Regions from separate parts of the Homo sapiens genome. Here region 2 is linked to region 1. A link is a loop called in an ENCODE intact Hi-C map of the cell type or tissue named here. Cell type or tissue: IMR-90. All regions are shown on one strand. Each heading gives the region's core, and the rest is flanking DNA. Links, peaks and the distances in the headings are about the cores only.

Evidence for each region. A loop is a pair of places that touch in the nucleus more often than their neighbours do. Peaks named below come from ENCODE experiments on the same cell type or tissue, not always from the same donor. Only the 100,000 strongest peaks of a DNase experiment are listed, where the experiment ranks them.
Region 2: it touches region 1 in a loop (3-fold over the local background); 2 of 110 quality-filtered maps call a loop at or near these places.

The regions. Positions count from the first base shown.
Region 1 is chr9:14,425,610-14,432,339 of GRCh38, reverse strand. It overlaps a transcript of NFIB not described here. Among named protein-coding and RNA genes, the nearest start is that of TRH-GTG1-6, 5.0 kb to the left of the region's middle. In IMR-90, for the core only: a CTCF peak has its summit at 3,380 (motif pointing right); a DNase peak (open chromatin) is centred at 3,379; H3K27me3 peaks cover 992 bases.
Region 2 is chr9:14,210,088-14,214,087 of GRCh38, reverse strand. The region is part of intron 2 of NFIB (nuclear factor I B); the gene reads left to right. Among named protein-coding and RNA genes, the nearest start is that of NFIB, 100 kb to the left of the region's middle. In IMR-90, for the core only: no CTCF peak of the experiment used is centred there; a DNase peak (open chromatin) is centred at 1,807.

The DNA of each region.
Region 1 (6,730 bases), core at 1,447-5,446:
CAACTATCTCCATCTCACCCCATATTTCTTTCTGAATGTTGCCTTTATTCTCTGAGACTGACTTCTACATGGCAAGAAACATGGCAGCCAGCAGCAACTCCTGCCTTTTATATCTGAAGCATTGTCTCCAGCAGGAGATTACCTTAGTTACTGCTCAAAAAATACTAGGGAAGGATCTTATTGGCTTACCTTTGGTCAGGTGTCCATCACTGGACCAATCAACTGTGTACATGGGGAGAGATATATGTAGCATACAAGAGAGCCTCTCCATTGTCTTGAGGCCAGTCTCACAGTAAGAGCATTGCTAGCCCCAGAGACACCTCAGTTGTCTCCCTCAGAAGCTTTTCCCACTGCATGAGTCAGGCACACCATTTGGTGGCTACTTCCACCAACCCATGAGTTCAGTTGCCAAACTACTAACAAATTTACTGCCTTGTTTAAAAGAAAAGCAGTGGGGGAGGGGAAGTCAGAATATGACAATCAATCTGGACTCAACTTTCTGCATAGGGACACAGGGCAACTGCTTGGACCAGGGGAGCACTTCCTGTTTTCTCTCCTCTGTCTCACCAAGAGAGGCCTTTTTCCCCTGGATGACAGTGCTCCCAACTTAGCTAGGAAAGAGCACAAAACCTTCCTGACTCTACCAAATAAATCAACTTGAATTTGGGCAAGTTATCTAAGCTCTCACAGTAAAAAAAAAAAAAAACAAAACAAAAAATGGTGGAGAGAGGGGAGATGATATTACCTTGATAATTAAAAGAATAATATACAAACAAACAGAAGCCACTTAGAACAGGAGCACATGGTAGAAATGCAACACTGGTGCCTGGCAGGCATGCAACAAATCATATTTCTTCTTACTATTTTAAGGCTGCCTTGTGCACTCACCCACCATCCAGCCTCCATTGATAGACTCTCTAGAGTGAGTTTTCCATTAGCAAAAGGACTCTTTACCATTGACTTCAGAAGTTTTTTTTTAAAAAATGTGATTAAGTAGACTACAATCCAGGGGTAGAAGAAGAGTCAGGATCTACTGAGTGGCCAGATCCATGTCCAAGTTTGCAGTCCTGGTTCACTCTTCATGAGGTTATTGTGACTGAGTGTCATAATAACCAATGGTTGTTTTCATCAACAAAGAGTTTGCTGACATTGGGTTTCCTTCTTGCTGTTGTTAAAATGTGTTTTTACTCTAAAACCAACACAACATTGAGTTAGTTTTCAGAAATGTTAAAGCCCAAGTTATGAGAGAAAATTCTAATTTTGAATTACATTGAGAAATTATCTGCTTTTAAATTTTGTAGAATCATTTGAGAAATATCTCAAAGGCCCCATTATTTCCATGCCCATATTGTCTATATTTTATACCAAACGTAATACCTGTTCATGAAACATCAGGGAGACTATGATATAATCTTACAAAAACTGTCTCTCCAAAATGTCAATTATAAAGCATTTCAGGGCCGGACGTGGTGGCTCACACCTGTAATTCCAGCACTTTGGGAGGCCGAGGTGGCTGGATCACTTGAGGTCATGAGTTCAAGACCAGCCTGGCCAAAATGACAAAACCCCCTCTCTACGAAAAATAAAAAAATTAGCCAGGCAAGATGGTGAGTGCCTGTCATCCCAGCTACTTGGGAGGCGGAGGCATGAGACTCACTTGAACCTGGGAGGCAGAGGTTGCAGTAAGCTGAGATCGTGCCACTGCACTCCAGCCTGGGTGACAGGATGAGGCTGTGTCTCAAATAAATAAATAAATAAATAAATAGCATTTCAGGGAAAAGGCAAGCCATTCTCAAACTAGATTCCTTGACAAGTCTTTAATGAGGAAACATTAGAAAAAGGACAGAATCCTGATTTTGATCACATGGCTTTGACAACTGTAGTTTTCACCAGTTGCATTGTCATTCCCTGGATCCGTTTATTCAAATTATAACATCATTTGCTCATTGAAAAGTCAGGAAAGCTTTTTTTTTTTCTTTTCTTCCTCAGAGTCAACTACCATGGCAAGAAGAAGTCTTAATTCGCTGTATAATCTGTTATTTTCTGTCCCTCGTGTTGGTGTAGCAGCAGTCAGTGATCTACTAGAGTTTGTTCAAGCAAAAAAAATTTTACCCATGTAACTGTAATTGAGTACCTGAATTAAAAATTCAGAACTACATATGCTTGCTTTATTACCATAAGCTTATGGCTTTACCTAAATGCCTCTTTCTTGCTTGCTCCCTCCAGTATAGTGGGTCAGAGTTATCTTCTTAATCTCCACCATTAACCTATTGAATTGGAAAGGGTTTATATTACAATATTTTCTATGCCTACATTTTAGTGAGCTTTCATAAATAAAGGAAATTAACATTTATTTTCTGATTAAGTCATAAATTGAATTCAAAGTAAATTAGTCATACAATGAATACTCTCTTATTTAAAAACCAACATCTATTCCCAAATTATGAAGAATAAGTGGTTTTTTTCCAATAAAAATATGCCAATGCATAGAAAATAATTTATTACATCAGAATCTGAATGGATGGAATTCACTTTCAGGGAGTACTGCTGGCCAGAGAGGTTGTTGCTGCAGGCCCCATGGTAGCAGTGGTGGGGAGGCGGCGCTCCTAAGGTGCAGGACACTGGAGCAGCAGTGGACCCAGAGTGTCAGCTGGTGGTGGCTTTGCGAAAAGAAAGTGCTTACCCACCAACAGCTGCTGCAATTTCATCCACAGGATCCGAGAATTGAGGGATGATGAAGGGACTATTTCTTCCCTCTGTAGCTCAGCCATAGGAAGCATGAGACATTGACAATTCTGCCGGTGCTCCTAACTGTTATGTTATCACTTAACTAGTAACATCACCCTTAAAAGCTGAAGATCTGTGGCAAGGCCTGGAAATGTGGGCCTTGCAGGGAGGAAAATTCTGACAAAAGCTAAATCTGAGACAAAGCTTTTCTAAAGAGACCTGGATTCAGATCCTGCCTTTGCCACTCTTGACTCCTTGACTTTGGACTTGACCTCTTTGTACTTTGGTTTCTTAGCAAACCGGAGAGATTATGTGAATTAGGTAAGGGGATGTATATCTGGTGTGAATCCTGATGACCAGTACTCCCCTTCCCTTCCTTTCCTTTCCAGAGCCATAATCTTTGTTCTATGTTCTTTGTACGGACTTCCCAGCATACCAAAGTCAACCAAAAATAAACATGCCTTGGGTTGTGCCACTCTGATTGGCAGCAGCTGTAAGACGTGCATGTCTTCACCTAAGCTCTGTCATTTGATTGCAGGTCATGCGGCCCCTAGAATGGTGAACTTGTGTGTTCCAGTCCCTCTGATAATAAGCAAAGAGCCAGGCAGGGAGGTCCCGGTCAAGACGCGCCGGGATAAGCGAAATTGCCACTAGATGGCGCTGCTTTTTGTCGTTCATCAAAGACCAGGGGCTTTTTCTTTCTTTCTGTTTTTTTCTTCCAAGGATTCCTGGCCCAGGGTGTCAGCATCCAGTATCCTAATCTTACCAGACGTCTCTGTTTTCTGAAGGGAGGTCCTATTTTCAGTGTATTATCAAGATCAGAGGACCAGACTCCACCTGCAATCTGGGGGAATTACCTCAACAGTGTTGTCTTTATCCAGAGGTGATTTTAAAAGAATATACTGTATTTGAATGTCAACGTTCAAAGGCTTTGAGGCAGAAAATTCCATTTCAAAAGAAAGTGTGATTAATGAAGCCACATAAATCCTGTAGAGGCTGGAGCAATTTCAGAAATCACACCATGCAAATCAAAGAAGCAGGTTTTTCTACATCCTCTCTCACTTTCTCTTGTTCTTATTTCTGCACCATCTCAACCTTTCCTTCCCTCTTTCTCTTTTGCAGTTTCTTGAATGCACGTCCCCCCAATCTCCAAAACATAAGGGAACTTGATCAGAAATCCTAGATACAGCTAGCTTCAGGCTCCGACCTGAGCCATTTCTCCTCATTCTTCCCCCAGGAGATTCAAAGAGAGTTGAGGCTGTAGCATTCAACTCACACACCTCACTACTTGCTTATAAAATGGATTCAAATTCTGGAACTCCACTTGGTCCAGTCTTAACAAGATGTTTTCCTTAAAGAAAAAGCTAGGCCAGGCACGGTGGCTCATACCTGTAATCCCAGCACTTTGGGAGGCTGAAGTGGGAGGATTACTTGAGCCCAGGAATTTGAGGCCAACTTGGGCAACATGGTGAAACCCCATCTCTACAAAAAATATAAAAATTAGCGAGGTACGGTGGCATATGCCTGTAGTCCCAGCTACTCAGGAAGCTGAGGTGGGAGGATCACCTGAGCCTGGGGAGGTCGAGGCTGCAGTGAGCCGTGATCACACCGCTGTATTCTGGCCTGAGTGACAGAGTGAGATCCTGCCAAAAAAAAAAAAAAAAAAAAAAAAAAACAACTGAATTAAAGAATAATGTAGATCTGTACCTTTTCTAGAAGAAGTGGCAGGGGAATTTTAGAGACTGCCCCACAAAGAAAGTTACCCAAAAATCCCCTTTAGGCATTTCTTTGTCTATTTCAAATTTCCTGCTTATACCAGCTGCTAAGTGTGCCACCGACTCTCCTCTGGGTTCTCCAACCAGTCACTCTTCTATTAGCCTTCTCCACTCCTGCATCCTGTTCACATTCCCCGTCCCATCCATAAACATAAGCTCTCTATTCCTTGTGCTAGGAGTCCCCTCAGCACCCTGGAGAGGGTGATTGCCTTGGCCCAGTCTATGTGGGCTTCCAAGCTGAGCTCCTTATCCAGAGTAACAATGTATCAAGTTGTGTAGTGTAGCATAGTGGAGTGTAGTCCAGTGATTGAGCACATGAACTCTGGTGACTGATTCCTGTGTTTAAATTTAAGCTCCACCAATTACCTGCTTGATGACTTTAGGAAAGTTACTTGGCCCCTCTGTACCTCAGTTTATCCTCATGTAAAATGTAGATAATAATAGTATCTGCCTAAAGGGTTGTCACGTGGACTGAATAAGCTAATATAGGCAAAGCACTTAGAAGAGTATCTGGTCCAGAGAAAGCACAATACAAATATTCACTATGAGTATTATTATTATTACTATTATTACCATTATTGTATGCCACACATAAAGATGAGTAAAGAGAGTATAAGAATGAACAATGTATTATCTTTGCCTCCATAGAGCTGTCAGGCTAATGGAAGAAACTGTTAAGTCAATCGGCACTTGCAATCCATCATGATAAGATTATGAAAAAGAAAGCTACAAGTATGATAAGAGTACACATATGCATTTAACCCTTAGTTGGGAATCTAGAGAAGACTTCTTTTTGGCACTGAGACCTGAAAGGGGCCATGGAGTAGTCCCTTTCCAGAGACAGCTACCAAAACACACATCTTTTCTGGCTTTTGTGGGAAGGACACAAGCAGAAAAGAGGGAATCTTCTTCATATTTCTGCTGGATCTCAGTATGGCTCCAGTGCAGTGAGGTCTGAAGGGAACTCAGCACCATTTTACAACTTGAGAGCTTTGCATCTTCAGGAGCTGTCAGAGGTTCCCCAGGCAGGGAAGTAGGACTGTTCCTGAGCGATGTGATATGGGAGGGGCCCATATCAAAGCAGTCAGAGAAGGAGGATACAAATGGATTTATTTCTGAATGTCCTCCTGGGTGCTCCTGGAAATATTCTGGCATGTTCAGCTAGAGGAATGGTTGGAGGAAGGGCAGAAGTTTGGTAGGCTTGATGAGCTGGTTGGGACAGAAAAATATAAAGACTTACAAACATTGGGAAAGTAAGTTTTTCCTTTTTTCTGCTTTTAAAGATTCATAAGATATACAGTTTGATCAGTTAGCAAACATATATTACATGTCCGCATTGTATGAAGCACCATAAAACATGAAGATACAACAATGAAAGCGAAGGTTCTCAATGAGCTTGCAGTCTATAGGAGAAAATAGACATGCAAATCAGTTCACTTATAATCCAACAAAATGTGTCATCATAAAAGTATGAGAAAAGCCTCATGGGATCACAGAGGAGAGTATAAAAACTACAAAGCCATGCCACCTGCATCTGGCCTGTAGAGCTCACAGTGGTGGAAGGGCACAGAGTGCAGGATAAAGACAGGGAAAATCATGGAGTGATTAGTAAGATTATCATGCTATGAACAGAGCGCTCTGATTTTTTTTCTTTAAGCCAAGAATTGCCATAGAAATTTAAGAATCTTCTTGAGTGACAGTTTAGGAGGATTTGGGAAAACTCAATGGCAGGACCACTCTTCCATTCTGCCAGCTACCTCCATCTCCAACGCATTTCCAAAAAAGGCAGAGTAAAAAGAAAGTAATTGAATAGAGATGGAAGAGGTAAGGAAAAGAAGAAAGGACATAGACCTATGAAGAAAGGTAGCTGTCATCAAACTCTCCAAGGAAGACTCGTTTTTCTTCCTTTAGTCAAAAGGAATCCATAGGTGAGGTTCCCCCTAGAGCATCTACTGAGGTGCAGAGCCTAAGTGTATTTCATTCATTCATTCAACTATCATTTATTGAATGCATATTATATTAAGGTGCTACTCTATGTGTTGGGAGAAAGATGAATGAAACTAGGTCTCTGTAGTGAAGTAGCCCATGGTCCAATCAATCAATAATCACAGTACCACACTTCTGGGTTTGCTGTGGCAATCCTGCAGTTTGAGGGAAAACAAATACCTCGAGATTAAGTGGTCCCATCTAAGCTTCAGTGGATAGCAAAAAAAAAAAAAAAAAAAAAA
Region 2 (4,000 bases), core at 1-4,000, 220 kb after region 1:
CAGAGTGGGGAGTAATAAAGAAGGGTTGAGGAGGGCTCTGCTAGAAATATTGGAAACGAGACCTGATGCATAGCCCGAAGGTGGCATCGATTCTTAAGTAAAATGATGTGAGGTGAAATGAGGGGACTCTTCCCCCCTTAAATTTGGAGCAGTGGGAGTTGGGGGTATGTTTACAAACCACTTCTGGAATGTTGAGAACAGAGGCAAGGAAGCATGTGATAACAGTTCCTTACAGTTTTAGGACACAGGGAACACATTTTCCTAAGAGCACAGATGAGGGACATAAAACTCAGCCCAGCAGCTTGGGGTATCAGGAAAGGCCCAGAAAGAGATCCTGAGCAATGCATCTGGGTGGAGACCTGGGTGTCCACATACTGTTATTCATTTAGCACTTTGGACTTTATGCTAAGGGCTATGGGGAAACCACTGAAGGCTTCTGGAGAGAAGCTACATCAGACTTTCATTTTCTGAAGTATTTCGGTTTCCCATGTTACTGTGTAGCAGTGGTTCCCAAAGTTTGGTCCCACGACCAGCAGCACTGGTCTGACCTGTGAGCTTCTGGGAAATGCAGATTCATGGGCCCTATCTGGACCTATTAAATCAGATCTCTGAGGATGGGCCAGAAACTCTGTTAGGACAAGCTCTCTGGGTGATTCTTGTGCATGTTAAAGCTTAAGAACCACTGCTGTGGAGAATGGATGGTGGACCTGACTTAGGAAGTGTTTATTACAGATCCCTTATGTGACTAACAAGGAACCTGGGGGCCCGCGTTAACTTTCCAAAGATCAACCTGCTGGTGGATAGGTAACTTTCCAAAGATAAGTAACTTTCCAAAGATCAACCTACTGGTGGATGGTAATCAAGAAATACCAGTTACCTGACTGTGCCCAGTCTTTCTGCCATGGAAACTTCCCAGGCAGTGAGAAGATTATCATAGCATTTTAAAAAGAAAGGTGTAATTATATGCTATATTACCTTTCAGAAACAGCGCTTACAAAAATACGAATGGAAATAGGCAAATAATGTAGTGCATAAACATGATTGATGTATAATTTTTGATTTTATCACATTTTATATGTGATGCATATTGTGTTTGTGTGTCTCTGAGACTGGAATGGGGAAGCAGGAAGTAGCTGTTATCTTAACTTAAGCTAATTATTCTCTAAGCAGTGAATTTACTAGGGCTATGACCTTGGGTAAAACATTTAATCTCTGTGAGCCTCAATTTCCTTATCTATGAAATGGGGATAGTAATATCTACCTAACACAGTTGTTAGCGTAAGGTGGCTTATGTGAAAGTGTTTTGTAAGTTGTAAAGCATTTAAAGCATTATAAGTGTGAGCAGTATTTTTTTATCATATAACTTAAATCCAATCATCTAGCAAACATTTATTAATTATATTATGTGAAATATTGTAAGTGTAGAGTTTTAAACATGTTTTTTTTTTTTCCCAGAGGAATTATAACCTTTTGAGATGATTACCTAAATTATTCACACTATTACTCAGTGGTGAACCCATTCAAACAATATGGACAATTTTATTAGAAATTCCCAAATCTATATTTTGGATTGAATTTAACCTAGTTGTTAGTTGTTTTCTAACCTTGTTTTAATTTTTATTTTTAGTAGGGATACTTAAGCACATTGTGACATGGTGTACTGTACTTTAGTATGTTTAATGTTGCCCTTAAGGAGATCATTCAGTTTAATAATTAAATGAGTATATAATCATTTGTATAACCTTCCAGGAAAGCAACAAAAGTGCATGAGCAATTTCTAAGTAAAATTAAGTCAGTGAGTGGTTTATGTGACTCATCAACCTTAATGTGAATTGGAGTAGTTTTGCTTTCATCAATTGGAAATAAGTATTCTAATTATTTGTATGAGTCTTTTGGTTGCCCAGTTAAGCAGTTAGATGTTCCTTACAGCCGTAGGCTAGGCTTTCTCAGGGATTTATTAATTTATGCCTCTTTCATGTTAGAATGGTTCATTTTTAAGGAAAGTCCAGTTACCTTTAGAGATGACACTTATTTTATGATAAATGGCAACGTATTTGCATTAACACTAAGGCCATATTCCATTTCATATGGGCTAAATTGCAGCTACCAATAAAACCCAGTGGTACATTATTTTGATGTGGGTATTCTGGTCAGTGGAGAGATCATTCTTTAAACGCTTTAATCTTTTAAATGTCTATTCTTTCTAGAGGCTGAAGAGCTTTCTAAAGTGTATACCTCCTTTATTGAAAGTACAATATTCATGTCACAACTCAAATCACTTTTAATAACAATATGCTATACTGTTCAACTCTGATTTCCTTTTGGAGTCTACGAGAGGGCTGACGTGGAGGGGCCCACCAGCTGGGGAAGCACAGCTCAGACGGCCCCGCAGGGTGGATGGCACAGAATCTGATATAAACGGGTAAACTTCTGGCCATTGCCCTGGTCACCAACTCCTTTGACTTGTTTTGTCCCTGGCTCTGGATTCTGTCTTCTGGATTCAAATTGCAGTTTGTCCAGTTCCGTGCCTTGAGTAACTATACTAGTATTTTTTTAAGGTAGACAATGGGAGTGGTCAAAGCTTTTATCTATTCTCATTATTTTTCAGCACAGTGTCATTTTAAAGTGAGTAGAATTATTTTTTTAACTTTGTTTCTTAACCAGTGTAGACCCAATTTATGTATTCCCTATATCCTGTTTCTGTGCATTTCCTTGCTGTTTCTTACTATCGATCTAGGATAAAATGTATTTCTTTTAAGAAACTTCCCAGGTCCATTCATATCTGAATCCAGGATGTTTTTTGAGTGCAGTTTTTAAAATTGAATTCTAATTCCAGATTTTAAAAATAGCCCAGGTAATATTACTGTTAATCACACAGAAAAACTATTTTTGAATACAATATTGTAGAGGATTAAGCTAAGAGCACTGTTGTTTTGAAATGAAAAATTTTAATTTTACCGCAAGTTTTTCCAGGTTGCAGTGATACTTAACATTGTACAAATACATGTATGTAATTAATACTTTAAATTTTTAGGGAATGATTGTTGAGTATCTGGCTTTCAGTCCAAACAGAGACAAAAATGATCATGTATACAGAGAAGCAGAAATTCAGTACGGTTTCAACCTATTAATTAGACTTTCCTTTACTTTCCTATAATCAAAGGTGAGTAACTTCCCAGAAAATCCACAGTGTACAAGAGATGCGGCTATTTTGATACATATTAGCACTGACACAAATGAAATTTGAAATGGGAAGTTTTTTTAGGACTCAGTGATGAATGTTTACATTTGAAAGTTAAAAATTTTCTTTCTGTTTTTTTCCAGTAAAAATTCAAAACAAATTAAAACAGTGAATGATGTTTTCTATTGTACTTATAGTAATCATCTCTTCTGCTTGAAGTTTTATTATTTGGCCATATAAAGTGACAGATCATTGTAACCAATTTGTGGTTTTAACCATCAGAAGTAATTGACTAACGATGCTATTTATATTTGGTTAGGGATTAATGGAGGGGTGTGGGTGTGTGTTTGTGTGAGTGTGCACATGTGTGTATGTATACTTACATTTTAGCGTATTTTCTTCGTAAGTGAAGTGCCAAAAACAATTTGTAAAGCAATTCTGTTTTTTTTGGTGTTCTCAAACTCAAGGGTTTTAATCACTTTTTAAGTTCATTTTTCGTTATTTTTAAAGTTTTGAATTATTTTTTGCAAAAATCTTAAAGTAAAAAAGAACTTTTATCTCTAGAGTGGAACAGATGAAAAGGGTAGAGATCTTAACCACAAAAAATGTTTTAAATACCCTCTACATTTACTACTTTACACGTACAACTTGGATGCCTCTCTATATATTTAGTTTCATTCAAGTTTTCCAGTTTTCATTCTAAAAAGGAAGCAAAATACAGAATCCTTTTTCCAAAGGAAAATGTTTGTAGTGTCATGAAAAATGAGAACAGATGGCATTGTAAAGCTTTGGGGAGATGTGTAGCGCTTCAATTCAAAT